Regions from separate parts of the Homo sapiens genome. Here all the other regions are linked to region 1. A link is a loop called in an ENCODE intact Hi-C map of the cell type or tissue named here. Cell type or tissue: mammary epithelial cell. All regions are shown on one strand. Region 1 overlaps MAML3 (mastermind like transcriptional coactivator 3). Region 2 overlaps SCOC-AS1 (SCOC antisense RNA 1). Region 3 overlaps SCOC-AS1 (SCOC antisense RNA 1).

What was found. Peaks named below come from ENCODE experiments on the same cell type or tissue, not always from the same donor. Only the 100,000 strongest peaks of a DNase experiment are listed, where the experiment ranks them.
Region 2: a loop joins it to region 1, with 19 times the contacts of the local background. A loop is called at or near these places in 45 of 110 quality-filtered maps.
Region 3: it touches region 1 in a loop (15-fold over the local background); 14 of 110 quality-filtered maps call a loop at or near these places.

Annotation. Positions count from the first base shown.
Region 1 is chr4:139,730,151-139,738,150 of GRCh38, forward strand. It overlaps MAML3 (mastermind like transcriptional coactivator 3), which reads right to left. Exons shown (of 5, transcript NM_018717.5): 3 at 266-517. It also overlaps a transcript of MGST2 not described here. Among named protein-coding and RNA genes, the nearest start is that of MGST2, 68 kb to the left of the region's middle. RefSeq lists a silencer at 4,818-4,937. In mammary epithelial cell, a CTCF peak has its summit at 4,815 (motif pointing right); a DNase peak (open chromatin) is centred at 4,971; H3K4me3 peaks cover 944 bases; H3K27me3 peaks cover 778 bases.
Region 2 is chr4:140,322,339-140,330,338 of GRCh38, forward strand. All of the region lies in intron 2 of SCOC-AS1 (SCOC antisense RNA 1), which reads right to left. It also overlaps a transcript of SCOC not described here. Among named protein-coding and RNA genes, the nearest start is that of SCOC-AS1, 47 kb to the right of the region's middle. In mammary epithelial cell, a CTCF peak has its summit at 4,250; no DNase peak of the experiment used is centred here.
Region 3 is chr4:140,355,334-140,363,333 of GRCh38, forward strand. The region is part of intron 2 of SCOC-AS1 (SCOC antisense RNA 1); the gene reads right to left. It also overlaps a transcript of SCOC not described here. Among named protein-coding and RNA genes, the nearest start is that of SCOC-AS1, 14 kb to the right of the region's middle. In mammary epithelial cell, CTCF peaks have their summits at 4,652 (motif pointing left) and 5,041; a DNase peak (open chromatin) is centred at 4,668; H3K27me3 peaks cover 327 bases.

The DNA of each region.
Region 1 (8,000 bases):
CTTGAATCAAAGAAATGTCTCTGGCACACAGGCCTTCAAATTGATGGCTGGAGCCTGTCTTTTAAGAACAAATTAATTCATTATAGGAAAAACCCTAACTAATTGAAAGGTCTAAATTCTTCAGGTTCTCTTGTGATCCTGGGAAATGCTAGACCGTGAGCATCTTGATGGAGGATGTGAACTGCCACTTCCTCACAGGCAGCAGGCAGGTGCTGAATAAGTGCTTGCTGAATGAATGAATGAATCACGCCAAGGGGCATGTTACCTGTTCCGCCAAAATCTGCTGCTGCTGCTGCTGCTGCTGCTGCCTTTGCTCCCGCAGGAACTGTTGCTTCTGCTGCTCTATCAACTGGGCCCGCTGATCAATGAGCATCTGCTTCATGATGGCTGCTTGGGGCTGGCTGCCCAGGAAGCCGGGGCCTGCGGGACTGGCTCCTGAGACCATGCCACCTGAGCCTGGGGGCACGGAGGACTGCATGGGGCCTGTGGTTCGGGGAAGTCCAACTGGATGCTGCTCCTGGGAAGACAAGAGAGAGGGAGATGCAGGGATTCCCCATAGAGACTCACTGCTGTTTGAAGGGAAGCCCCTGGAAAAAGGGAACGGGGCAGAAGTCCCAGCTTATGGACTGGAGGGTTTTTGAGTGGCACGCATTGCATTTCCATAAACGTAGCTTCAAACCCGACCTTACCTGAGTAGAATGAGAGAGGCCACAAGGGACAGTAAGAGAGCATGGCTCTGGGAAGTCCAAGGCCAAGTCCAGTCTGTTTCGGATGGGACTGACTATTGCATATAGACTGGATTTTCAACTAACATCCTGTGTTCCTCCAAGGAAAGGGAATAAGCCCTCAGGCTGAGCTCACCTAAAGTCTGGAACACGAGACACATCCTGACCTCACCTGTTAATCCTTATTTCTTACTGTCTACTTGGCCAAAATGGACGTCTTCTTTGCAAGTAGGAGGGACATTTGCAGAAAACTGCAGGAATTTGTTAATCAACAGATCTGATATTTGATGGAATTCTAACGAGTTGCAACATTTGAGAGCTTAGATATATGTCAGAAAGAAAAATCCTCCTGGCCAGAGTTGTTGATGGTGAGAACTGGGAATGTTTTACACCGATCAAAGCTATGTAATCTCCTAATATTTTTAAAAATAGAATTGAGTCGGCCGGGCGCGGTGTCTCACGCCTGTAATCCCAGTACTTTGGGAGGCCCAGTACTTTGGGTGGATCACGAGGTCAGTTCGAGACCAGCTTGGCCAAGATGGTGAAACCCTGTCTCTACTAAAAAAAAAAAAAAAAAAAAAAAAAAAAAAAAATTAGCCAGACATGGTGGTGGGCACCTGTAATCCCAGCTACTCGGGAAGCTAAGGCAGAGAATTGCTTGAACCCGGGAGGCGGAGGTTGCAGTGAGCCGAGGTCGCGCCACTGCTTTCCAGCCTGGGCGACAGAGTGAGACTCTTTCTCAAAAAAAAAGAATTGAGTCTTCTATGTCTGGGATAATTTAAACATGGGGTGTTGGATTGGGTCTCTTGATTCTATAATTATATGTCAGCCAGTCGAATGATGGCAACTTTTAAGGACTGGTCCTTAGGGAAGAGGAGGTCAAGTGGTAAAGACCTAATTCCACACAGCCCAGGTGACTACATGGAGAATGTGCTCAAAGGCGAAGTTTATGCTCTGAGCTGGACAGTGTAGACTATTAGGGGAAAACAGTGAATGGGAAGAAAAGGTGTGTGGCCCAGATTCAATTTCTAGACACTTCCTTTCCTATTTTTTCTACCAAGACTACCTAGCAGTGGCAAGTATGTTCTGAACATTCTGCAGAAATTCCTTCTACCTCACTGAAGTTTCAAGTAATTAATGTGAAATGGAGGAGTTGACACAGATTAAATGGGCACACATATAAGGACATTCACAGTCATTTTGTGAAGCACTATTATGAGACCTAAATAGCAAGAAGCAAATGTGAATAACTCTGTCATTTAAAAATTTTTAAATCCAAATTGGATTTTAACATTTTTCTTCTTTTTACTTTATTGCCTTTCCAATGCAGATACCGTTAAACATATTGGCAGTTTTTTCTCAAAGCAAATAGGTGAAGTTTCTCTCTGTCTCTCCTAGAGAGACCGTCCTGGATTTGATTCCCTATGGCTTGGGCTTGTGTTCCTCCCTTCCTTCTGTGGTGTGCTGTAGAACCATGCAGGCTTCCCTCTCCACTATGACTGACTTCAACTGCATCTTCAGTTGCTCTTCTTCCCTCCAAACAAAACAAAACAGCAAAGCAAACAAAAGCCAAACCAAACCAAAACGCTACTCCTCTTACCCTAGAAACAATCACCCAAGAAGCTCTGGTTTGTTCGTGCAGTAGCTTAGGTCACACAATCAATGAATGGAAGACACAGAACTAGCAGAACTAGAACGCTATTTTTTTTTTTTTTGTAACAGATAGCTTGTCTTTACTTTTTTAAAAAATGTAACTTAAAATTAAAAAAAAAATTTCCATAAGTTATCGGGGTACAGGTGGTATTTGGTTACATGAGTAAGCAGAACGCTGATTTTGATTCTCAATTCAGTATTCCTACTAGCTCAGGCCTCTCCCAGGCAGTGTCTTCATGGTGTTAAGTGTGCACCTAAGAACAGCCTGTAGACCTATATACTGTGTCTCTCATAAGTGTACTGCGTTCTATTTTTTATGTGTAAATGCTGTAGCTGAAATTAATAAAATGTTTTGCCTTTGTGTATTTTCTCTATAAATACACAAAGACAGCTAGGAAATATTTTTGATGTTAATAAAAAGATCTTACACTAAAAAATGCCAGGAACCTTTGTGCTACCAAAAAGTTTACTTCAGGACTAACCCTTGCAGGGGCCTAGATATTTCAGGGTCTTCCCTTTTCCCCCAAATATTTGCTACCTGTTTTCCAAGCCCTTCCTTCCAGTGAAATAAAGCTGTTTCTTGGCACCTTTAGGGACAAATGGCTGATTGGCTTTACACTTTAACAAATGAATTCACACTGACATATAAACAGCCAATCAGCAAAAATGCAGATATGTAGTTTGTTTTTTCTGTCTCAGTATATTTGATACTTTCCAGTTTTGATAAGGAGGAGAGAGTTGGAAAGAAAATGAGGCCCAAGGGAAGATAAAGTTTTCTTCAGCTTGATTTTTTGAGAGGGTTGGTCTGGGATGGCCCTGTTTATCTTTGTGCACTTTGAGATATGCTTGTCCTGTGTGACCAGCCCGCACAGCTGGGGAAGTGGTAAGGAGTGAAGAAGTGTTGCTTTCCCAGCCTCCTCTCCACTGGGAAAAGAAAGAGAGAGGCAAATGGGGTGACGACGATACATCAAACCACTTTTTGCCCGTGTCTTCCTGGGCCAAGAAGAAATACTTCAAAAGCACAGTGTGAAAAAAAAAAAAAAAAAACCCTCCCAAAGGGATAGGATTATGTATTTCCCCAAATAATTCCCTCCCAGAGGTTTTGCCTTCAGGCTTCTCACTGAAGACCTACAGGCAGGAAGGGCTGTATGTATTATTTTATGATTATTTTTTAGAGACAGGGTTTCACTCCGTTGCCCAGGCTGGGGTGCAGTGGTATGATCATAGCTCACTGCAACCTCCAACTCCTGGGCTCAAGCAATCTTCCTGCCTCAGCCTCCTGGGTAGGTGGGGGACTACAGGTTTAAGCCACCATGCCCTGCTAATTTTTAAATTCTTTGTATAGATGGGTTGTTGCCCATCTGTGTTGCCCAAGCTGGTCTTGAACTCCTGGCCTCAAACAATCCTCCTGCCTTGGCCTCCCAAAATGTTGGGATTACAAGCATGAGCCACTGCTCCCAGCCACTATGTGCATTCTTAAAGGACTGCCTTCCATACGAAACATCTTTAGTTCGCAACAAAGCTCTGCGGCATTCAACAGTGGATGAGAGACACCTACAGCCCCCGACTCTGAGGTGTATTCCAAAGTGTGAAAATGTACTCAGTGACTTGACTTACACATTAAGCTGGCCGAGGCCACTAACATAATACATGGCTTCTTTTAACCTCCAGTCTCAGAGGGCTTAATGAGAAATAGTCTGTCAAATTTCAGGATTTCAAGCCACTGCTCTTGTTTCTAAGAAGGACACACACTGTGTTGTGCAATTAGAGAAAACCAGGCTGAGCTTTCGTCATGCGAGATGTAATGCCTTGAAGCCAAATGATGCAGTATTTTTAGTTGTAATTACTGGCTTGTTCTCCAATCCACTCCTTGCCCAACGACCTCCCTTGCTTCTCCCAAGAATCTTAATACAGTTTCTTCCCCTCAAAAATCCAACTGTGGCTACATAGATCTTCACTACTCGCCCAACCCTCTGACTCTTCAGTAAAATAAAGGGAGGAGAAAGAAATCAAAACCAACGAACCTATTTTACATATCTTCCCCTCCAGGGAAAAGATCTTAGCAATTTTCTAAAGGCTAGAGTGAGGTAGGAGGTGTCAAAAGCACCCTTACCTCCCCCAAACAGGCAGTTTTCGACTTCAAAAAACAGTTGTGGTAAAAATATCTCCCAAGAACAGCCAGCTGTTTATTTATAAATCTGTGCGTAGGGAAGCTTTATTTTTCTGAAGTGTTTTCAAGAACATGCATAGTGTTTGGGTGAGAGGGGCCAGCCTTGCTGGCGGCGAACCAAAGAGCAGGGAATCACAAAAGACGGCCGGCGGCGAGCAGGCTGGGGTGACGGGGACCCCGTGGATAACGGGCTTGAGGACGCCCAGGGCTTCAGCCTTTTCCAGGCGTCCCTCGCCGGGGCAACGCAGAGCAGCTGCCGTTCTTCCCGCGCCCCAGCAGATGGTGGTGTCAGCCCGGCCTCGTGCCCGGCCGCCGCTGCGCCCGCGCCCCCTCCCCTCGCAGATGGCTTAATCAGGGCTCCCGCCCGCCCCTCCGCGGCCCCCGCCCCGCGCGTCTGGGCGAGCGCTGCGAACGTGGAGCCAGGCAGTCAAGTGTTACTGCGTACAGCAGGTAGCCTGGCAACTGAGAGCACAATACCGAGCAGATGGTGTTCGCACGGCGTGATGGACATCACACACGACAGCCTGAGACAATCCAGGAATTCCCTGGTGACTCGAGGCCCTCTTTGCACAAAATGAGTTCTCTCTCCATTGCCGTGTATCTCTGGGGTTATCTGCCCCCCTCCTCCGACTGACACTGAACTGGTTTCTCATTACCGACTTTTCTTCCAGCCGGAGGGGAGGAAGAATTCAAGTGGGGGAGGGCGCGGGAAGGGGACGTGGAGGGAAACGGAAGGGCTGGGAGTGGGGTAGGGGGGCAGTGGCGACCTCCGGGGGGGGAGGGTGGCGGACACCAGACCCCAGGGCCGACAGCCCGGGAGGGACCGGGTTCCAGGACCCCAGCTGCACAAAGCCGGCCCGGGGAGGGGGCGATAAGGAGCGAGCCTCGGGTCGGCCCGGCACCGCTGCTTCGGCTCAGAGTCCTTGCAATCGCTTGGCCTACGAACAACCTAAATGAAATTTAGGGTTTTATTGAAAAAGTCCCCTGGGGCCTAATTTAGCCTCTCGACTCCAGCCTATATGCTTACAAGTCCTCAGGGGACTCCGGCTAGGAAGTCAGGAGTGGGGCCCGTGCGTCCCCGGCAGGACCTAGACTGCCTCTCGGCGCAGGCGGCCCTAACAAAGAAGCCCACGAGGCGGTCCCGGGCGCGGGCAGGGGCGGTGCGGCGGCGCTCGGGAGACCCGCGAGGGGCCCTGGAGGTCCTCGGCCCGCGCGCGCCGCTCGGGAGCCCGCGAGGCTGCGGTGTGCTCCAGCGGGCGCATTTCCCAGGCCCCGCCACATCGTGTGTGTTAGTGGCTGGGAAGGACACGAGGACAGAGATGAGGATTGTTCGTGGCAGGAAAGAGTAAAAATAAATCAATGCATAAACAAAAAGGATGCCCCAGAAAACCTGTGCTTTTCAGACACACACACACATACACACACACTCACTCACTCACTCACTCTGAATTGGGTCAAGTAAAAAAAAATTTTTTTTAAAGGAAGGAATCTTTAGCCCAACTGGGATTTCGACGAAATTGTATATATCAAAAGATAGCTACATCCAACCTCTCACCAGAATCCAGAGGCTTTCTCCTGCAAAGATACTATTGAAAGTTTTATTAGTAAGTTTGAGAAGGCGAAAGTATGTATCAGAGGTGAAAGCTAACATGACAATTGCTTGGCCAAAGAGCGCAGCAGTTTTATGTTATTGAGCAGCACAGGATGAATCGAACACCCACGATGGCTAGACAGAGGCGCCTGGCTGTGACTCCCAGAGGTTCAGGCAAGCCATCTGACCTCTCTCAGTCCCCACCCCCTGAAATGAAAACCATACTCATAAGACTCCTTGACAATGGAAATTTTGGAGGTGACATAGTTAATGAAGTGTCATAGAAAGGAAATAGCTAAGAATACTCTAAAACCTCCCCATTCCCAGTATGGGCAATTTGGGAAAAATGAGTAACTAAAAATTAGGGGTTCTCAAAGTGTGGTTCCAGGATCAAATGCATTAGTCCCCACCTGGGAGCTTGTTAGAAATGCAAATTCCCAGGCTCCCCTCTAGGCCTCCTGAATTAGAACTTTTGGGGGTGTTTTAACAAGCTCTCCAGGTGGTTACGATGTCCCATAGAGAATCATTGGGGCAAATAATCCTGTGCCCTGATTAGATTGCAAAGCTGCACTTTCAAAAGCAAGTCAGGGTGCTGAGTTGCTTAGTTTCTATTGCAAAATTTCCTGCTTTGGAACAAAATTTTCAAAATTTTCAGAGGGTTGCTCAGGCCAGTGATGTTTGCAATGCAAACCCAAGAATTCTGAAAGGAGCCCATGGCTGAAAGGAGCCAATTCTTCCAGGACGGACTACTCCAGTTGCAACTGTGCTGTGGAGGCTGAGGAGCATCCATGACTGAGGAAGGGCGAGTCCCCTATAATGCCCTTGCTAAGGGGAGCATCAGACATCCCTAGACTTACAAGTCCCTCGTGTAATAAGGTGAACTATGGAAAGCTATGATTTGAGGAAAGTTCCCTCTGATTGAAAGAGTTCTTCAAATATGAAGAATGTAACACTTATGGGGCACCTACTCATTGCAAAACACTCTACTAGGGGCTTTCACCTGTATGTTTAACTCATTTTGTTGATTTTTTTTTTTTAAGCCCAAATTTCTGAGAGGTTAAGGAACTTGTCTGGTGGTGGCGTCTCTGGGATTCTGACTTTTCCACTGACCATAACATGCATCTGGTCTAAATTGAGCGGACCACCCAGGAGGATGTTGGAATAAAAAGAAATGGGAAGGGGGTGGGGAGAGGAATGGGCATAGAATAAAAAGGTAGAAACCCTTGGGATCAAAGGATGCAACTGAAAGAGCACCAAAATATGCATCATTTTTTTTAATATGTTGTCTGGTACCCAAAATTGGGATGCCTCTGTGGTATCAACTTTGACATTTAAAGAAAGGGCATAAGATTAGATCATTCAACCATAAGTGGAAGGAAGAAACAAAATAAAATAAAACCTTACAATTCCCTTTGAAGTTGATCAGGTGTCAAGGCAGTGATTTGGTTTTCTTTTACAAACTTTCTTTTTCCAGAAAAATTTTTACTGTGGGTTTGGAGAGGTGTTTACAATAAATTCATAGCAGAGCTCCAAAAGGGCCCACCCCATCTAATATCCTCTGTCTCAGCAGATTATTGAAGAAGATTGGATTAAAAGGTTTGTTTTGTGATGTGTGATGGTTGTGTCCCCAAGATGATTGAGTTTGAGGCAGAGTTCATCAATTTAGGAGGCTTATCACTGAAGCAGCAATAACTTGGGGCCCAATGCGAAGGCTGCTAAATGGGTCCAGCAAAGCTCTTGGTTCAGCTTCTAGAAAGGAACAGTGTACATTGGGGGAACCCCACAGGCCTGGGTAGAAACTCAGCTCCACCATGGGCCCAGTGACTGGCACATAACAAACAGCTTGTGGTTGTTATTCTTA
Region 2 (8,000 bases), 590 kb after region 1:
GCTCTGAAGAAGAACAGAGGTGTAGGAAAAGCCCCAGTCTTCTTAGAGATTACTCAAGTGGTCATGAACGGAATGCTGGTAGAAGTATGGACAGTGAAGGACATTCTGATGAGGTTGTAGATGAAAATGAGGAACAAACATTGGAAACTGGAGGAAAGGCCACCCATGTTACAAAGTAGCAAAGAACTTAGCTGAATTATGTTCATGTCCTAGGATTTTATGGAAAAGGCAGAACTTAAATGTGATGAACTAGGATATTTGGCAGAAGAAATCTCGAAGCTGAGAAGTATTTTAGGATGCTAAGTGGCTTCTCTTAATTGCTTATAGTAAAATGTGAGAAGAGAGAAACAATTTAAAGATGGAATTTACAATTAAAGGAAAAGCAGAACATAAACATTCAGAAAATCTCAGTCTGCCACGTAAAGAATAAGAAAACATGTTTAGGAAAGAAAATCATGGGTGTGGCCAAGTGACCATTTGATAAGGAAATTAGTAGGGATAGAAGGAATCCAGGTGCTATTCATCAAGACAACAAGAGAATGGCCCCGAAGGCATTTTGGAGATCTTTAGAGGCCGCCATGCCCACCACAGGCCCAGAGTGCTAGGCCTAGAAATATCATCAGAGTGACCAGATGAAAGGAAATAATATAGAACATAAATAAATGAAATTGAAAATAGGAAAACAATACATAAAATCAATGAAACCAAAAGCTGATTGATATAGTTTGGATGTTTGTCCCCTTCAAATCTCATGTTAAAATGTGATTCCCAGTGTTGAAGGTGGGGCTTGGTGGGAGGTGGTTGGGTCATAGGGGCAGATACCTCATGAATAGCTTGGTGCCCTCCCCACAGTAATGAGTTCACATGAGATCTTGTTGTTTAGAAAGGAGCCTGGCATTTCCTCCTCCCTCTCTTTTTTGCTCCTGCTCTAAGTGACATGTGTGCTCCACCTTCACCTTCCACCATGAGTAAAAACTTCCTCACCAGAAGCCAAGCAGATGCTGGTGCCATGCTTGTACAGCCTGCAGAATAGTGAGCCAAATAATCTCTTTTCTTTAGAAATTACCCAGCCTCATGTATTCCTTTATAGCAATTCAAATGGACTAATACACTGATTCTTAGATAAAGTCATAAATTTGATAAGTCACTGGTTAAGCTGGCCAAGAAAAAGAGAGTGAAGACACAATTTCTCAACATCAGGAATGCAACAAAGGACATCACTACTGATCTCACAGACATTAAAAATATAAGAGAATAGTACAGACAACACTATATCCATAAGTTCAACAATTTAGATAAAATGAAACAATTATTTTAAAGAGCCAAACTACCACAACTCACTTAAGAAAGATACCTAACCTGAATACTCCAATATTTATTAAGAAATTGAAACTATAGTTTTGAAACTTCTAAAAAGGAAACTCCTAGCCTAGATGGTTTCGCTGATAAAATCTACAAAACACTTAAGCAAGAAATAATCCCAATTCTACATAATATCTTCCAGAATATAGAACATTTATGAATTCATCTGGTGAGGTAAGCATTACCCTAAGACTCAAACCAGCTTGCACATTGCAAGAAAAGAAAACTATAGCCCAAGATACGTCATGAAAATAAATGCAAAAAATGCTCAACAAAATATTAGCAAATCAAACATTGCAATATATTAAAAGAATAGTATATAACCAATTGGGGTTTATAGCAGATCCCAGGAAAGAAAATCAGGCTTACATTTAAAAAATCAATCAATGTAATTCATTATATTATATACATTCATCTCAATAGAAACAAAAACAAAATCAATGAAATTCAACATCCATTCATGACAAAAGTCTCAGAAAACTAGGAATAGAAGAGAACTTCTTTAACTTTATATAGGAAAGCTATGAAATACCTACAACTAGCATCATACTTAAGAGTAAAATACTGAATGTTTTACCCTCCAAAACTGGGAATAAAGCGAGGATGTCCTCTCTGACTATCCCCAATCAACACCAGACTGGAAGTCATAGCCAGTGAAATAAGCCAAGAAAAACAAATAAATAGCATACAGCTTTGAAAGGAAAAAGATAAGCCTGTCTTTAATTGAAGATGACATGGTTATCAATGTAGACAATTCCAAAAATATACAAAACACTCCGAGAACTCATAAGTACATTTAAAAAGGTCAATATACAAAAACCAATCATATTCCTATATTCCAGAAATGAATAGTTGTCATTTGATATTAAGAAACAAGATCATTTACAATTGCACTGAAAAAGTTAAGTACTTAGGTATAAGTCTATTAAAACATGTGCATGGTCTATATGTTGAAAATGACACTGATGAAAGGTATTAAAGAAAAATCTAAACACATTGACAGATACACTGTGTTCATGATTTGGAAGCATTAATATTATTAAGAGGCCAGTTCTCCCCAGTTTGATCTGTAGATTCCATGAAATCCCAATCAAAATCCAGTAAGCTTTTTATAGATGATGACAAGCTAATTTTTAAACTTATATAGAAAGGCAAAGGACCTAGAATAGCCAAAGCAATGCTGAAAAAGAAAAAAAAAAGTTGGAGGATTCATGCTAGGATTTCAAGACTTATTCAAAACCTATACTAATCAAGACAGTATTGAATAAGCTAAAGGACAGACACATGGAGCAATGGAACAGAAAAGAGAATTCATAAATAGATCTACAGAAATATTGTCAGCTGATTTTTAACAAAGGTGCCAAGACAATGCAATGGACATAGGATAGTTTTTCAGAAAATGATGCCAGAATAGTCCATTTGCAAAAAATGAATCTCCCTGTACCTTAAACAAAAATTAACTAAAAATGGATAATAAACCTAAATGCAAAACATAAAACTATAAAATGTCTAAAAGAAAACATAGAAAATTTGTGTGATCTTGGGTTTGGCAATGGGTTGTTAGATACAACAATAAAAGCACAATCCATAAAAGAAAAAAACTGATAAATTTGACTTTATCAAAATTTAAATCTTTGCTTTGCCAAAGATGCAGTTGAGAAAATAAAAAGACTGGCACAGAGGCAAGGCACAGACTGGGGAAAAAATTGCAAATCACATATCTGACAAAGACTCGTTTCCAGAGTGTATATATAATATGTCTCTCTCTATATAATGACATGTTAAAACTCAGTAATAAGAAACAACCCAATCTTACAAACGGGCAAAATATCTGAACAGATATTTCTTTAAGAAGATATCAATAGCAAATAAATATAAAAGAGGTGTTCAGCATCATTTGTTATCAGAAAAATGTAAATGAAAACCATAATGTGATAGCACTACACACCTATCAGAATTTCTGGAATAGAGAAAAACGTGGCAGTATGGTGAGATGCAAAGCAACAGGAACTCTCATTCATTGCTGTTGAGCATACTAAATAGCACAACCAGGTTGGAGGACAATTTGGAAATTTCTTATAAAGTTAAACATATACTTACCACATGATCCAGAAATCCCAATCCAAGGCATTTATCCAAATGAGTTGAAAACTAATGTTCATACAAAAATTCATATAAAAATGTGTATAACAACTTTATTCACAGTCATTCCAAACGAGAAACAGCTGCAATGTCCTTCAGTAGGTAATGGAATAAGGAACTGTGATATATCCGTACAGTAGGCTATTGCTCAACAATAAAAATGAATGCATTATCGATTTACACAACAACACGGATCTTAAATGCATTCTGTAAGTGAAACAAGCCAGACCCAAAAGGCTACATATTATATGATTTCATTTTTATGACATCGTGTAAAAGGCACAACTATAGGGATAGAAAACAGGTCAGTGGTTCAGTGGTTAGCAGGGTTGAGGGAAACGGGAGAGGTTTTCTACAAAGGGACTGGATGAGAAGTAATTTTTAGCATGATGAAACGGTTCTATACATTACTTGGGCAGGTGGATACATGGCTCTATGCATTTTCAAACCCCATAGAACAGTAGTCTACAAAGAGTGAACTTTACTGTATGCAAATTGAAAAAAAAATCAACGAGGATGTTTAGGGGGAGATCCCAATAGGCAACACAGAAAAAAGTTATTTGCTGAGCAGCAACTTTTAAAGGTGCCAGAGAGTTAAAACAAAAGAAAACAAAACAAAAAAACAAAACAGCAATAAATATAGTGGCATGACTTCAAAAAAGTTCATTTATAATTTCTTCACTTGTGTCCACTGTGGTGAATTCTGTCAATGTGAGCTCCTGAAAAGCAAGGCCTGTGTTTGTCTCCCTCTGTAGGCCCACGCTTTACAGTACAGCATTTCTCAAATGAGTTATAGGCAGACCCCCCCCCCTACACTGTTAGGGAGAAAACAAACCTCCCGTGGACTTCTAATGCTAAAGTCTTTTATTATCTTGTTTTAAACATATGTTTAAACATACAAATATATAAATGCTTGTGTTTACAATTCTTATACACCTAGGAGACCATAACAAAATTATGAATTAGACACAAAGAACTGGAGCCCCAGTAAAGCTCAATCTGATAACATTCATTGGTGAAACTCAATCACTGCTCACAATGTGACTCTGCTCCTGAGGCCTGTGGTCTAGTCTTGGAAGTGGGCAGCCATGATAAATGTTGGAACTCAAATGTTTCCACCTTTATTCTCTCTTCTAATGATTACACAAACATCATTTTCACAGCAAACCTTGATGTTGTATAGGATGGCTTGAAGAAGTTGAAAATCACTTCCTACATCAGCACCATCAAAACTACTACTAGACCTTGTTATGATTTTCCTGTTCCCACCTGCATCTAACCTGTGATAAACAAAATTTAGTTTATGTTAAATTTGGCCCTTGTCCTCTAAGGAGTGTTAAGTGTGAAGCCATCACAGTGTTGCTGATGAACAGAATTTACCTCTGTTCGAAGAGCGAGGACTCTGTGATTATGTGGGAAGGCTCTGCTGTCTTTGTCTTCAGTCTTTGCCTGCTTTAGCAAATTCTGATAGGAGGAAGATGCAAACACCACTCTCAGGTGGGATTTCAAAATCCTGCACCATCAAACTGATCTGTTTTGAACTATATGGAGCTCTCTAAGGTTACAATAATTCTTTCTACTGTGCTTTCAATACTGAAAAAAAAAATCACTTATTAGTGGACAATTCAACAAGCAATTTAAATAGAAATTATTTTTAAAAACATGCTTGACACATAGCCAGACATAGTGGCACATGGCTGTAGTCCTAGCTACTTGGGAGGCTGGGGCTTGATCCCAGGAGGTAAAGGGCAGCTTGGATAACATAGCGAGACCCTGTTTCAAACAAAACAAATGTTTTGTTTGAAATGCTTGACAACTAATTATGTTGATTACCTATGATTTGGAGAAATCCATGCTATAACAATGAATAGTCAAGCGTTCACTCTGGAGTAATCCAACACTTTGCTGTATTCCATATGAAAATAAAACATGCCTTTGAATTTTTACAAGGATGCAGCCAGCTTTTGTTTGAATCTGTGAAATGGCAAGTTTGGGGCTGGACTAGGACTGTATCAGGGAAAGAAGCTGTTTGGCATGTTTTTTTTTTCTGTAGTGTTGAGCATTGCTGCTTGTTGGGCAGCTCAAAGGACAAGATATTCAAAGATCTCCCTGCCAGCAGGTGCCTCCAACGCCACACTTGAGAAGTGGATATGCGTGAGCCAAGTCCTGGCAGCCACACTCACCAGCCACGTAGTCCTTGGGGACATCACCAGACTCCTCGTGCTTCTGCTTCCTCACCAGTAATGAGTTTTAAATGGGAAGATGCAGGGAACATGCTGAGAAGAAAGCTTAGCACACAGGACATGCTCTATCATGTTAGCTCTTCTTACTGACACACTTAACACATTGGATTACAGTCACCCATCTCCTATTTTTGCTTTAAACCTAACTGGTCTATCAGTTCTTGAGGAGCAGGGACCACAACTTATTCCTCTCTGAATCCACAGTCCTGAGCATACAACACTCAGTGTTTTGAACTGAAGAAAGGGAATAGAATTGGAAAATTGTTCAAAAAAGAGCAAATTGATGAACACAACCAAGCAAGGGACAAAAATGAGTAATTTTCACCTCAGAGTGTAGGATAATAATTTCTGTGTGCCACCTTCGAGTCGACCTCTGTGCCCAACATTTTTTCACCTCAATGCATTTAACAAATTATTCCTCACAGTTCATTTGGGTACACTACTGGCTGCAATCCTGTAATTACAAGTTGTTTTTTCTGCTTCAAAATTGACCTGAATGCTAATAAGCAAAACCAACTAAAAAAATTCTTACCCTGAAGTTCTGGAAATGGTTTTGATCTGGGTGTTGGATACATATTACGTATCTGTACTCTTATAATTTGCACACTTTATTGTATGTATGTTATACCCAGTTAAACATTTTTTAAAGCCTTTTGCCTATCAAGAGTGATTCCATCTGACACATGTCTACAAGACTGTCACTGCCACCCTGGCTATCCCTTCCTTGGCATCTCCCAACCTACTGCTCCCAAAAATGTCCTGTATCTACTTAGCTTATAATCACAGGAAATCTGTATGCACTTTGAACAGCAAAGCCCTCAAGGCTTCAAAAAGTTGAAGCTTTTGCAGAACCAGAAAAAACAATCCTAAAATTCATATGGAACCAAAAAGAGCCCACATAGCCAAAGCAAGACTAAGCAAAAACAACAAATCTGAAGGCATCACATTACCCAACTTCAAACTATACTATAAGGCCACAGTCACCAAAACAGCATCGTATTGGTATAAAAATACGCACATAGACCAGAGGAACAGAATAGAGAACCCAGAAATAAACCCAAATACTTACAGCCAGCTGATCTTTGACAAAGCAAGCAAAAACATAAATTGGGAAAAGGACACCCTATTCAACAAATCGTGCTGGGATAATTGGCAGGCCACATGTCGGAGAATGAAACTGGATCCTTGTCTCTCACCTTATACAAAAATCGACTCAAGGTGGCTCAAAGACTTAAATCTAAGACCTGAAACCATAAAGATTCTAGATGATAACATTGGAAAAACCCTATTAGACATTTGCTTAGGCAAAGACTTCATGACCAAGAACCCAAAAGCAAATGCAACAAAAACAAAAACAAATAGATGGAACTTAATTAAACTAAAAAGCTTCTGCATAGCTAAAGAAATAAGCAGAAGAGTTAACAGACAATCCTTAGAGTGGGAGAAAATATTCGCAAAAATACATCTGACAAAGGACTAATATCCAGAATTGACAAATAACTCAAACAAATCAGCAAGAAAAAAACAAACAATCCCATCAAAAAGTGGGCTAAGGACATGAATAGACTATTCTCAAAAGAAGATATACAAATGGCCAACAAGCATATGGAAAAATGCTCAATATCACTAATTATCAGGGAAATGGAAATCAAAACCGCAATGCAATACCACCTCGCTCCTGCAAGTATGGCCGTAATCAAAAAATAAAAAAATAATAGATGCTGGCATGGATGTGGTGAAAAGGAAAACTTTTACACTGCTGGGAACTGGGAATGTAAACTAGTACAGCCACTGTGGAAAACAGTGTGGAGTTTCCTTAAAGAGCTAAAAGTAGATCTACCATTTGATCCAGCAATCCCACTACTACGTATCTACCCAGAGGAAAAGAAGTCATTATACAAAGATAATACTTGCACACGCATGTTTATAGCAGCACAATTTGCAATTGCAAAAATATGAAACCAGCCCAAATGCCCATCAGTCAATGAGTGGCTAAAGAAAGTGTGGTATATGTATATATATACCATTTACTCAGTCATAAAAAGAAATAATGGCATTTGCAGCAACCTGTATGGAATTGGAGAATATTATTCTAAGTGAAGTAACTCAGGAGTGGAAAAACAAACATCCTATGTTCTCACTCATATGTGGGAGCTAAGCTATGAAGATACAAATCTTCATATGATATGTTGGACTTTGCGGACTTGGGAGAAAGACTACACATTGGGTACAGTGTACACGGCTGGGGTGCTG
Region 3 (8,000 bases), 630 kb after region 1:
AAACGTATTATATGCCAGGCACTGTGCTAAGAAATTTATATGCATTATCTCAGTCCACACAAATATCATGCTATTGATATTATCCCTGTTTTTCAGATTGAAAACTGGGCTTGGAAAGGTTTAGTACATTGCACAATGCAGAGCTGGGATTCAAGCCCAGGTCTAGGTGACTTCAAAGCCTCTGTCAAATGACAATGCATCAGAATTGAAATTAGTAGATAGATAGCATTTCTGCATTGTACTGACTAGGTAGAAGCAATAAGGTGCCTGCATTGCAGGTACTGAATAATGAAATATGGTCCTCTAGTTATGTTATGAGGTCATTGTTTCAAAAATGTAATCATAGAATCAGAGGGCAAGAAGAGCCCAGAGGCTCTCTACCAATATTGGAATATGCTCAGACATGAAAGATAGAATATAAAATTGTATCTATGTTGCGATTACAACCATGCAAAAGTAATTTATATATATGGACTAGAATGCGAAGGGAACTCGGAAAAATGTATGTATTAGTGTGAAGGGATTACAGGTTATTAGATTTTCATGTTATATTTATGCAATTTTTTTCATAAAAAATGAGATTAATACTAGAGTTTTTCTAATATATAGAACTAAGGTATTAATCCTAACATGGGTGATAATTTTCAGAAGCATGTGAAAATATCAGTGGTTGGATTATGGACATCTGTCGCAACACCACTATGGTGATACATGTGAAAAGTTGTTTAGGAAAAATAAAATGGAGAAAGTGGCAAATTTAGCTACAGGATATTCAAGGCATGGAGGGTGGAGAGTAAAGGAGACACGGCACAAATTGTAAACGACACCCTTCAGCACAGTCATGTCTTTTGCATTTTATCCCTTATTTTGAAATAATCTCAAACTATAGAAAATTTTCAAGTAACTTAAAGAAGATTCTGTTTTGTTCCTAAGTTATTTGAAAGTTGCCTGTGCTCTATCACTCCTGGATACATTAGTGTATATTTCTTACAAACGAAGACTTTCTCCTTCGTAACCACAACACAACCAATAACATCAGGAAAATGGCATCCCTACATCACTCTCACCCAATCTTCAAAGCCCACTGAAGCTTCACCAGTTGTCTTGATAATATCCTTTACAAAAAGTATCATTTTAAAATCATATGTTGCATGTAGCTGTCATGTCACCTTCATCTCCTTCAATCTGGAACAGTTCCTCCATCTTTACTTGACTTTCATAACTTTAAAAGATTATAGAGCAGTCATTGTGTAAAATGGTTCTCAGTTTGTGTTTTCTGATGTTTCCTCATGATCAATAAGTTTGGCAAGAATATAGCAGAATGATACTGTGTTCTTCTCATTGCATACTGTCAGGTGGTATATAATTTCTATGTTCCCTTTACCAGTGAGGTTAACTTTGAGCTCTTGATTACGGGTGGTGTCTGACTCATTTTTCCTTCAGTAATTAGCACGTATTTTAGAGGGAGATATTTTGAGACTATATAAATATTTCATTTCACATCAAACTATTTATTTATTTATATCAGAATAGATTTACTTTTTCCCAATTTATTAAGTGAGTTATAATCCTCAGTATATCCTTAGAGAAGGATAAAAGGAAGAGATACATAGTACCTTAAAATCTTTTATTTATTTATTTGTTCATTTATTTAGAGACAGGGTCTCGCTCTGTTGCCCAAGCTGGAGTGCAGTGGTGCAATCTCGGCTCACTGCAACCTTCGCCTCCCAGGTTCAAGCGATTTTCCTGCCTCAGCCTCTGGAGTAGCTGAGACTACAGGAGCCTGCCTCCAAACCTGGCTAATTTTTGTACTTTTTTTTAGTAGAGACAGGGTTTCACCATGTTGACCAGGCTGGTCTCGAACTCCTGACCTCAAGTGGTCTGCCTGCCTCAGCCTCCCAAAGTGCTGGGATTACGGGTGTGAGCCACTGCACCCAGCCTTAAAATCTTTTATATATGGTAATCAGGTGTACAGAGATTCTATTCCTACTGCCTTGAATTATTCAAATTTACACTTATATTCACTTCATTTCTTCTCCAGTAAATTTGTCTTCAAATTTTTCACCAGTAGAGATAGGGAAGGGCATTCAACAAGGAAAAGTGGAATATTCCTTTATCCATTCACCCATTACATACCCAGCTGTCAGTTCCGTGTATCTGATTTGACTCTCAGCCTGGCACCTCCTGCAGTGAATGCCACTGGATGGAAGTGGGTGTAGACAATGCATGTTCCTATTGCCATGTGGCTGGGCTCCTGAAGTTGTTAACCTTAATTTCCCTAAGGAGATAAGGTGTTTATAAACCAAACATTGGTATTTTCACTTGGATCTCAAAGCCAGGACTCACATTAGGATTATGACCTTAAATTCTACATATCAGATATGCCACTTTGTCAAAATGGTGAGACAGATCAGAGCTGCCTTTGCCATCTCACTATACTACTTTTCCTAACCCATCGTAGTTGGTATTATTTTCGTCATTCTAATAAAGAATGACGAATAGTAGCATCTTTAATTCGTTATACCCCACATCTTCTCTTTCTCCCCTTTTCCTCATTCCCTCAACAAATGTTTTATCCACTGTGTCCTTTGTTGTAATCTTGCCTCTGATCCTCTCTTGAGTGCTTTCTGTGGTGTATGTCTCCTTTCCATTGCTGTGTTCTGTCTTCCTTCCCTTCCTTTCTCTCTCTCTAACGCCTATGCACTCCTAATCCCTTTGCTTTCTCGCCCTGGTCTCAGGGCCTGACCTTTGCACTCCACTCTTCTGTCCTTCCCCTGATTCACACTCCCTATTGTATTGATGGCTTACAGGTTTGGAGATAAAGCAACACCTGAGTTGAATACTTTTTTAAAAAGTTTTACCTTTATTATTTTAAGTAAAAGGAAAAAGAAATCTTTGGCTCAGATAACTTTGAGTTTACGCACTTGTAATTTGCATTACCAGATAGTTACGATCATTGCTGCTAAGTCCATTAACTGTTCACATACAAACATTGCTGCTAAGAGCTAACATTTCCCTTGTTTATTACCCATTTATGGAGTATTTTTCTTAGAAACACTGAGTAATGACTAAGTTTCCAAGCTCTAGAGTTGAAGTCCCTGCAATCAAATCCTTGCTCAGCTAGCTGTGGTAACATTGGGCAAATTATTTAACCTCTCTAAACTTCAGTTTCCTGTTGATAAGGCTACTGTATGGCTGAGTTAGCCTATAGTGCCTGCCAGCCTTCTCAGCCTGGGTTCTGAGAGGGAACTAAGCCTTCCTAAGGTGTTCATTGTATGCATTGAATTAAATTCTTTCATTGCATCTAGAAAGGTACTAGTTATACAACACCCTTGGGAGAATTCAGAAAGTAGTCACTCAAATCCTTTTCTGTGTTTTGTGGTTCATTTGGGGAAACCTGGTTGAGAAAGGCTAGGATTCTGAAATAGAAAATTCCCTTTGGAAAACTGCATAAAATTTACTTAGCCTTCTTAAAATAGAATCACCATTCCATTTTAATCACCATTCTATTAAATGGAATCACCATTTCAAGAAAGAGGAAGAACTTATATTTCTGTCACCTAGAATACCTATTCATTTGGACCAAGAACTCTTTGATTTATGAAAGTTGAACAGATTAAGTGCAATTCCACCAGGATTTAACATGTATATAACATATTTTGCATTTTCATTCAGTGTTTGTTACAGAATGAGAGAAATGTCTTTAAGAAACTATTTGTTCTGTATATTATGGCTGTGTAACAATTTACCCACAAGTTTGTGTTGTAGAGCGACAGCGTTTCATTTTGCTCACTATTTTGTGGCTGAGTGATTCAGGAAGGGCTTAGCTGAGCAGTTCTCCCTTAGGGGTCTCTCCTGCAGCTACAGTCAGATGTGGGTGGGGGCTGCGGTCATCTGAAGTTAGACAGGCTGTGTATCCAAGGTGGCTCACTCACACAGCCACGGTGGAAGCTGGCTGCTGGCTGGGAGCTGAGCTGGAGCTGTCATTTTGAGCACCTACATATGGTCTCTTCAGTATAGTGGTTTGGGGGGAATTGTATTTCTTCTTGGTGGCTAGTTTTCCCTAGAGTAAATGTTCTAAGACCAACAAGGAAGGTTGTGTGTACTTTTTATGATTGATTCTTAGAAGTCACACAGCGTCACTTCCATTACACTCTCTGGGTGGAAGCAGTCCCAAGCCTGTTCAGCTTCAAGGGGAAGGAACGTAGGAGAGGATGTCTGTGAGGGCATGTCAAGGGATTTGTGACCATTTAAAAAATCACCACAGCTGGTCCTCTGGACACAGATTATTTATATCCTTCTAAATTTACATCCTTCCAAATGCAAAATACATTTACTCTCTCAAGACGCCCCAGAAGTCTCATTCAATATGACATCAGACTCAGGCTGGAGACGTGGGATCTAAAGATGCCCATGCAGATATGAGTGAGGCTCCTCAGGGATGGTCCTTCAGATGCTTTGTACTCTCTCTAAAGACCTGTGAATTAAAGGCTCCTCACACACCCAGGATACAATAGTGAGGGATAGGACAGCATACATGCTCTTCCTCCGCATGGAACTCTAAACAAGATCCCATTTTTTCTTTAGTCGCTTGGGTTCTACTACCAGGCAGGCAGTGTGCTAGAGTCAGAAGACTTTTTGTCGCCCCCTTGTGGTGAGGCTTCAGGCAAGCCACTTGACTCCTCTGGGTCTCATTTTCCAGGTATAATGAAATAAGACTGACAGGTCCCTTGAGAACTATTTCAGCTCAACAGTTCTGTGATTTCGTGAAATGCCAAAATTGTGCTACTTGGATATGAACAGACACAAATCATTGTGCATAATTAAGAACATTCCACAAGTAGAGAATGTTACTAAAGGATAAAATTAAAGTATGAATTAATAAAGAAGTAAATTTTGTGGGAAATAGAAGCTGATTTTGAACCAATTTTGCCACTAGAGGTCACCAGCATACCATCTCAAAGAGAATAAATAGGCTTTTGTCACTAATAGTTCCCTGTGTAGAACCCCTAAGTGGCATTCACGGTGTCTTTTCATTTACTTGGAATATCTCCTGACAGTTGTCAGAGACATATGTTATGATGAGGTGATGTCAGTGTCCCTCTAGGTGATGTTCCCAGTGTACCTAACGTTCTGTAAGCGTGAAGAGCCACCACCGGAACAGTAAGGAAAATGACTTTCTAGGATTTTCTGCTTTCTCACTGGGATGCGATGAGGGGCAGAGAGATAACTTGATAGGAAGTAATATAAGCTCTGAGGCGAAAAGGCAATGTGGAAATCCAGTGTCATCCTCAAATGCAGCACAGACATGTCAGCTTTTTTATGACACAGAGAAAGTACGGACTGGGAACAGAGCACTCGTTTATTCAGCCAATGTCTGTGGACCTGCCTTCAGGCACTGTGCTTGGCAGGGGCTATATCAATGGAGAAGATGCAGTTACTACCCTCAAGGGATTTAAGAAATGAAGTACAGGAGGTTTCTATTCAGATTCAATATTTTAATAAAAAATGTTTTTATTAATGGCCATTGACTTCTACTGATGCTTCCTGAATCTCCAGCTCGTGTGGTTCTCTTCCTTTTTGAACTTTAGATATCCATCCAGCACCTTCTGCGACATTTTGTAGTATTTCCCTTAAGATACTGTATAAAGAAGGAGGAAGAAAAATAGGAATTTGACACAGAACTAAAGATTATTCCATTTAGAGGTTTTTGGGAGAAGCAGGCTGGGATGGGCCCTGAGTTTCGCTACATATTTTTGCTGGTATGCCAAGAGTACTGACACCATGCCAGGCAACTTCTCTCAGATTTTCTTATTTTATCTTGCTGACAGACCTGTAGGGACAGGCACTGTAATCACCATTTCTGTCAATGGTCCCTTGCAGCACGGCAGTGGGTTTTTTTTTTTTTTTCTGGAAAGTGATGCTAAGAGTACACTTTAGGACTTTTATATCAAAGCTAGAACTGACTGTCACGTGACAATGTTAAAATGCTGACTTCAGTTGCGGCCAATGGTGCTTGTTAGGAAAAACTCTATTAAACTGTATTTTAGGCCAGCGCAGTGGCTCACACTTGTGATCTCAACATTTTGGAAGGCCAGGGTGGGAGGATCACTTGAGCCCAGGAGTTTGAGACCAGCCTGGGCAATATAATGAGACCTCATCTCTACAAGAAATAAGATTAGCGAGGCATGGTTCTGTGCCTGTAGTCCCAGCTATTTGAGAGGCTGAGGCAAGAGAATCACTTGAGCCCAGGAAGTTGAGGCTGCAGTGAGCCATGACTGTGCCACTGCACTCCAGCCTTGGTGACAAAGTGAGATCCTCTCTCTAAATAAATAAAATAATGTATTTTAACGTAAAACTCTTTGGGTGGGACAAACAATGCTCCAAGTAAAATTAATACCTTGAAACGTAAAGAGTCATGGAGATCTCCTGTGAAGAAACTTCTGTGAGTGACAAGAATGGATTCAGAATACCTCTGAGGACTACATCTATTTTCTCCCAAAATGAAAGCTACAAGATACTTTCTTGTAATGCGCTTCATGTAGTACAAAAAGAAAATCTACAAACTCTAGAACTCATAATTCTATAATAAAGAATGAGTTGCAAGGAATTCTGGGCTCTTTCAATAACTTGAGGAGCTATTTCTTCTAAGGCTGAAGGGGACTTGAACTTGATTTAAATTGGTTGTCATCAGCCTTTAGAGCAGACACTGAGAGTGATTCTGAGCACGACACAGACACAGCCCCTATCCCTTAGTAGCAAGGCTTTCTTTAGTTTTCTGCCTTCACTGAAGAAGGAAAGAGAGAGCCTGGCCATATCTTTGCTTCACACTGGGCATGATTTGCTTCACTGCGATGAGTGTTACTAACTATCCTGGTAATTACTAATTTTAAGCAATTGTTTTAAAACAAACTAAAGACCGGCTAAAGACAGGTGTGTCCTTACTTCTTCTTCTTCTTCTTCTTCTTTTTTTTTTTTTTTTGTGAGAGTCTCGCTCTGCTGCCCAGGCTGGAGTGCAGTAGTGTGATCTTGGCTCACTGCAACCTCCACCTCCTGGGTTCAAGCGATTCTCCTGCCTCAGCCTCCCAAGTAGCTGAGACTACAGGCCAAGCCACCATGCCCGGCTAATTTTTGTATTTTTATTACAGACAGGGTTTCACTATATTGGCCAAGTTGGTCTGGAACTCCTGACCTCAAGTGATCTGCTCACCTCAGCCACCAAAAGTGCTGGGATTACAGGCGTGAGCCACTGTGCCCAGCTGTTACTTCTTATTGTTGTAGGGTTTGGTCAAATAGTGGAAAAGAAAGGTTAGGGAGGGAGCTACAAAAATACTACTTGACTTATTTTAAAAATATTTCTATTAATGGCCACTGACTTCTACTGATGCTTCTTTAATCTCCAGCTGGTGTGGTTCTCTTCCTTTTTAAACTTTAGATATCCAACCAACATTTTCTGAGACATTTTGTGGTATTTCCCTTAGGATACTATATAAGGAAGGAGGAAGAAAAACAGGAGTTTGACACAGAACTAAAGATCATTCAATTTAGAGGTTTTTGGGAGAAGCAAACTGGGATGGGCCCTGAGTGTCATTGCATATTCTTGCTGGTATGCCAAGAATACAGTCAACCCAGGCTTTACTCAGGTATGTTTTCAGAGAGCAACTTTAAGGGATGAGGTAATGCCTCTCTGGTTAAAGAGCAAGCTTGCTTCCACTTGCCATAAAAGCCAAAGATTCCCCAAACTCAATGTTCCTCTCCTATATTATAACCCGCTGCATGTATAGGCATCTACAGGGGCCCTCTGCCTCATCCCTGTGGGACTTGGGGGACATAGGTAACAGCAACAAATCAGCATGAAGCTCATGATGAGCTGGGAGTAAGAGAGTCCTTAGACTCTGACCCAGACATCTCATGTCTTCCGCCAGCATTCATGAAACAGGCAATCGTTAGCTTGTAAGTGCAGCTGACCTTTGAACACCATGGGTTTGAACTGCATGAGT